2 separate regions of the Homo sapiens genome follow, and region 1 is linked to region 2. The links are chromatin contacts, found by Hi-C or POLR2A ChIA-PET in ENCODE. All regions are on one chromosome and are shown on one strand. Each heading gives the region's core, a stretch centred on a gene start or an enhancer-like site at or near the end of the contact. The rest is flanking DNA. Distances are from core to core; before and after follow the strand shown.

The links. A loop is a pair of places that touch in the nucleus more often than their neighbours do. ChIA-PET counts read pairs that join two places held with the same protein, here RNA polymerase II (POLR2A). Pooled maps may share reads with other maps.
Region 1: a pooled map shows a loop between it and region 2 (4-fold over the local background). The contact joins the enhancer-like site here to the promoter of ZNF3 in region 2. A Hi-C loop is called at or near these places in 5 of 50 pooled maps. POLR2A ChIA-PET finds 5 or more read pairs at or near these places in 4 of 52 experiments (GM12878, H1, activated B cell and 1 more).

Annotation. Positions count from the first base shown.
Region 1 is chr7:100,194,849-100,197,556 of GRCh38, forward strand. STAG3 (STAG3 cohesin complex component) reads left to right here. Exons shown (of 34, transcript NM_001282717.2): 9 at 461-534; 10 at 2,308-2,431. Among named protein-coding and RNA genes, the nearest start is that of STAG3, 18 kb to the left of the region's middle. Within about 2 kb of position 1,368, at least 4 of the 41 ENCODE cell types and tissues checked have a DNase peak (open chromatin) inside an H3K27ac peak, as active enhancers do; they include GM12878, where a contact is called at or near this core.
Region 2 is chr7:100,080,397-100,083,096 of GRCh38, forward strand. It overlaps ZNF3 (zinc finger protein 3), which reads right to left and starts at 1,327. Exons shown (of 6, transcript NM_032924.5): 1 at 1,239-1,327. RefSeq lists enhancers at 1,266-1,415, 1,572-2,553 and a silencer at 1,656-1,735.

The sequences.
Region 1 (2,708 bases), core at 118-2,617, 110 kb after region 2:
CCATAATGAAAAGGTTTGAAATATTGTGAGAATTACCAAAATGTGCCACAGGGACACAAAGTGAGGATATACTATTAGAAAAATGGCACTGATAGGTATGCTCAATGCAGGGTTGTCACACACCTTTAGTTTGTTTAAAAAAAATCCACAATGTCTGCAAATCAATAAAGTGCAATAAAGCGAGATACACCTGTATAATGCCAGCTAGGGCTTCTGAATAGTCCGAATAACCACATGCAGAGGGGTTATTATTTTTACTAAACACAAACCTCTGAGGCATTAGTTGACTATACAGCTTCTTCCAGAATTAGAAGGTTTAAAAGAGAGCATAGGATTACGGGGGTTCACACTATCCTATAATAAACAGGAAGTAGGTGGAAGTTGTAGTTTTTCTGTATCTTCAGGGCCTTATGCTTGTTAGGGTACAAGAAAGATTAACCCGTTTCTCCCTGTCCTCCAGCTCCAAGAGCATCAAGAGGAGATTGAGGGGATGATGAATGCCCTCTTCAGGGGTGTCTTTGTTCATCGGTACAGGTGAGCTAATGGGCCTCTCTCATTGAAGCAGCTGGCCTTTGGTTATGGAATCTGAGGAAGTGAATAAGGTTTTCCCCCCTCCAACCCTTAGTTATTTGGTTAGTCCCAGAATTAATGCAGCTGGAGCAAAAATTCTTGACAACAAATGTTTCAAATTGGTGAGGTTTAGTTTATCACCACCTACAAAGGATCTTGTAAGTGCTTCTGGGAGAAAATAAGAGAATAAAGCATTGCTGAGTATTTTCCTGCTCTGGCTTTGCCCCAGATCTGCCCCAACTCCTCATCTTTCTGGGGTTGGAGACTTGAGGATAAGAGCAGAGAATAGAAAGGCGGGGCTTTTCTGAGGGATGCCTGCTGCCTGGTGAGCCTTCTCCTGGCCCAGCCTGCTGTCTCACTGTGCGAAGGGCAGGGGAGTTTTATACTGTTTAATGACCTGATCAAATTAAGTTAAAAAGAATATATGTAGGCCGGGCGTGGTGGCTCACGCCTGTAATCCCAGCACTTTGGGAGGCCAAGGCAGGCAGATCACCTGAGGTCAGGAGTTCACAACCAGCCTGACCAACATGGAGAAACTCCATCTCTACTGAAAATACAAAATTAGCCGGGTGTGGTGGCGCATCCCTGTAATCCCAGCTGCTCAGGAGGCTGAGGCAGGAGAATCGCTTGAACCCAGGAGGTGGAGGTTGCGGTGAGCTGAGATGACGCCATTGCACTCCAGCCTAGGCAACAAGAGTGAAACTCCATCTCAAAAAAAGAAAAAAAAGAAAAAAAAAATTGTAGATGTTTCTCACTCTTACCTAGGTTTCACTTCTGCCTCTCCAGAGCCTTTCAGCTGATGTAACCTTTTCTTAATGTGGAATTAAAACACACTCACACACTTTGGCCAACAGTTGAATTAACTTTTTTTTTTTTGGCAGGGACGGAGTCTCACTGTGTTGCCCAGGCTGGAGTGCAGTGGTGCGATCTCGGCTCACGGCAAGCCCCACCCCCCGGGTTTAGGCGATTCTTCTGCCTCAGCCTCCCAAGTAGCTGGGACTACAGGCGCCCACCACCATGCTTGGCTAATTTTTGGCCACCATGCCCAGCCTGAATGAACTTTCAAAATTGGTTTTTAAAAGAGGTATGGAGACCGGGTGCAGTGGCTCACACCTGTAACCCCAGCACTTTGGGAGGCCAAGACAGGCAGATCACTTGAGGTCAGGAGTTCGAGACCAGCCTGGCCAACATGGCAAAACCCCGTCTCTACTAAAAATACAAAAAGGAAGCTGGGCGTGGTGGTGCACCTGTAATCCCAGCTACTCGGGAGGCTGAGGCAGGAGAATCACTTGAACCCGAGAGGTAGAGGTTGCAGTGAGCTGAGATTGTGCCGCTGCACTCCAGCCTGGGCAACAGGTGGAGTGGAGAATTAGGCTGTACAAGGCTGGTGTTTAACTATTTTATGGTTTGGTAACAGAAAGAAAATATTTACTAACTGGGTATGGCACATTTTTGTAGTCCTAGCTACTTGAGAGGCCAAAGTGGGAAGATGACTTGAACCCAGGAGTTCAAGGCCAGCTTGGGCAACATAGCAAGAGATCCTATCCCTTAAAAAAAATATTTACATGTATTTTACTATATATATAGTATTTACATCGGGAGGAAGAAATGAAAGGCATGGGGTACATGGCATTTCAAGAAAATAAATTCTTCCATGAGAGGGAGTTATCTGGTAGGATGGAAAGTGAGTTTGGAGAGAGGGTGGCTCTAAGAGTCAACTTATCTGTCTGTGTCTAGGGATGTCCTTCCTGAGATCCGTGCTATCTGCATTGAGGAAATTGGGTGTTGGATGCAAAGCTACAGCACGTCTTTCCTCACCGACAGCTATTTAAAATATATTGGTTGGACTCTGCATGATAAGGTGGGATTCGAGTCAGTTTCCCTTTCCGTTTCCTTCATCTTTTTCCTGTCCTAGGACATTTCACCTTTTCCTGGGCCTGCCACTGAGATATTTTACCTAGTGACCAATGATGAACCCATCAAGGCGCTGAACCTTGAAATTCCCCTAGCACTGGGGAGAGTAGGATAAGGTAGAGAGAGACATACCCAGGAGATGAAATGACTCAAAACCTGAGGTACGGGGAGAGAGACTTTCCCATGGAAGAGAGTTATTGATGGATGGTAATGCAGGTGCTAAG
Region 2 (2,700 bases), core at 77-2,576:
GGTGGGAGGATTACTTGAGCCCAGGAGTTCCAGGCTATGGTGAGCCATGATGGCACCACGGCACTCCAGCCGGGGGCAACAGAGCAAGACCTTAATACACACACAAACATTTTAAAAGGAAAAAAAAAAAAAAGGCCGGGCGCGGTGGCTAACGCCTGTAATCCCAACACTTTGGGAGGCCAAGGCAGGTGGATCACTTGAGGCCAGGAGTTGCAGACCAGCCTGGCCAAAAGGGCGGAACCCCGTCTCTACTAAAAATACAAAAAATTCGCCGGAGGTGGTGGCGGGCGCCTGTAGTCCCAACCACTCGGGAGGCTGAAGCAGGAGAAGCGCTTGAACCGGGAGGCGGAGGTTGCAGTGAGCCGAGATCGCGCCACTGCACTCCAGAGACAGTCTCAAAAATAAATAAAAATTAATTTTTTTAAAAAAAGAGCTTCAATAACAGAATCTTCTCCTTCCACCCGACTGTCCATCAAACACGTATAATCAAATGATGCCCACTCTCCACAGATGTCTTTTCTGGAGAAAATAATACGCTCGTTCCTCTAATTAGCCCATCGGTTTCAGGTTCATCACTCTGCTATCTTCTCCTGGAGTTTACAAAAGCCCTTCAGAGTGTAAACACCGATGTGGATTCAATCCCACTTCCGGAGAGAGGATCAAACCAGGAATCTAATACAACTGAAAACGGAGCCTGAGCCAGGTGTATCACGCGATGCACTGGGCTCCAGCAGGATTACCCCTGGAATCGGCGTCTGCACCCACTCCCAGCCCTCGTGCTAACTGCGTACGCTTAGCAGAATTTCTCTGATCCTTGGACCCAGCTGCGTAAAAATAAACTTCCTCTCCTGCCACGGGCGCGAATAACTGTGTTAACATCAAATAAAAACGTCTGGGAGAAATACCAAGTTAGGGTCGCTGTCATTAGCTGCTTTCAAGAGAGAGGCGCCCCTACCGCTCTGCTGAAACTTTTAAACGCTCCAGCTGGGTCGCCGTTAAAGTCACAAAACCAGAACCGGAGCCCCATTACTAACCCCTACGCAGGATCCCGCTAGGCTAGGGGGATCCCTGGGGAAGCGGAGTAGAGGACGGGCTGCAGGGGACGGAGGGGCGCCTCCCCGAACCCTGCTCCGGGCCGGCCGGGGGACCCTGCGGGCCGCAGTGGCACAGACACCACCCCCTTCCCCGGCGACCACAGCCTCCGTCTCACCGCGAGACCCGGGGACGCGTGGACTCACCCTGGGGGCAGGGACGACAGATTTGGGGGACCGGACACGGACCAGGCCCTGTTGGACCCTGTCACAGACCCACACACCGGGGACAGAACAAAGAACGGAAGTTCCCCCTCGTTTCGCTTCCGGGTCGGTTGTTCTTGCCACTCACCCGTACCCCCAACGCCCACTTGTTCTGTCTAGGAAAATGGGAGGTCCTCGCCTCTCTGTGGTTTGCTGACTCAGGGCGGCTGGCAGGCGGCGAGGGCAAGGAGCGCGATCGCTGACGCGGCACTCGGGGATCTTTCGCTGCGGGGGCTGGCCGGCTGCGCCCTCTGCTGGCCACGAATGTGCGAAAGCGGCCGACCACGGTCCTGGGCCTCAGGACATGTGCTCCAGCGTCGCCGGCCTTGGGGGCGGGCGGCGGGGGCGCGCGGGGATGTCGAGCCCGCGCTTCTCAGGCTGGCTCGCGAAGGGCAGCAGTAAACATACAATTATTGAAGGATTCATCAATATTAAAAAATGAACCCTGATTTAAAACTTGCCTCCGAACAAACCGAGTTTTTTTTGTTTCTTGTAAAAATGCCCCCTTTAAATTACCCACATCTGAAGAAAACATTCCAGTCCATCACAGAGTTGACATGAGGAAAAAACCCGTGTACAGGTGATGAGAGCAGAGAAGAGGAAGCTTACCGGCCGGGCGCGGAGGCTCACGCCTGTAATCCCAGCACTTTAGGAGGCCGAGGCGGGCGGATCACCTGAGGTCAGGAGTTCGAGACCAGCCTGGCCAACATGGCGAAACCCCGTCTCGACTAAAAATACAAAAAAATTACCCGGGCGTGGTGGCAGACGCCTGTAATCCCAGCTACTCTGGAGGCTGAGACAGGAGAATCGCTTGAACCCAGGAGGCGGAGGTTGCAGTGAGCCGACATCGCACCACTGTACTCCAGGCTGGCCACAGAGTGAGACTGTCTCAAAAAAAAAAAAAAGGAAGCTACAGGTGGAAGCGAGGCGGGGATAGTCAAGGAAGTGACCGTGTCCTGGAGACGCGGCAACCGTGGTGACCGCAGTCAACACAGTAAGCCCCAGCATTCGCATTGTAATTGAGCTCATTCAAGCTGAGCGCTCTCCAGTAGGGACTTTCCCCTGTAGGGAGCATGCGCATTTTGATTTCACCTGTCCTCAAACTGACCCTTTGCTCATTATCTTGGTAAAAAACACGCCCCTGGGTGGAAATTTAAGATGCTAATGAAACATGCAATGTATGAACAAGCCTGTACACCCACTGCGCATGTGCACCTAGAGGACCACCCAGAACATACTTACTAGTAACACTTCTCCCACCCCCTTATGAATAATCGTGTAAGACCCCTTACAAAGGGGGTCTCTCTAGAGCCAGCCTTTGCTGTTTCATCCTTAGGAGCAGCCCTCCCTGAACTAACTCTCTCTCTATCTCTCTCTCTCCCAGGGTGTACTGTCTACTCTGCAC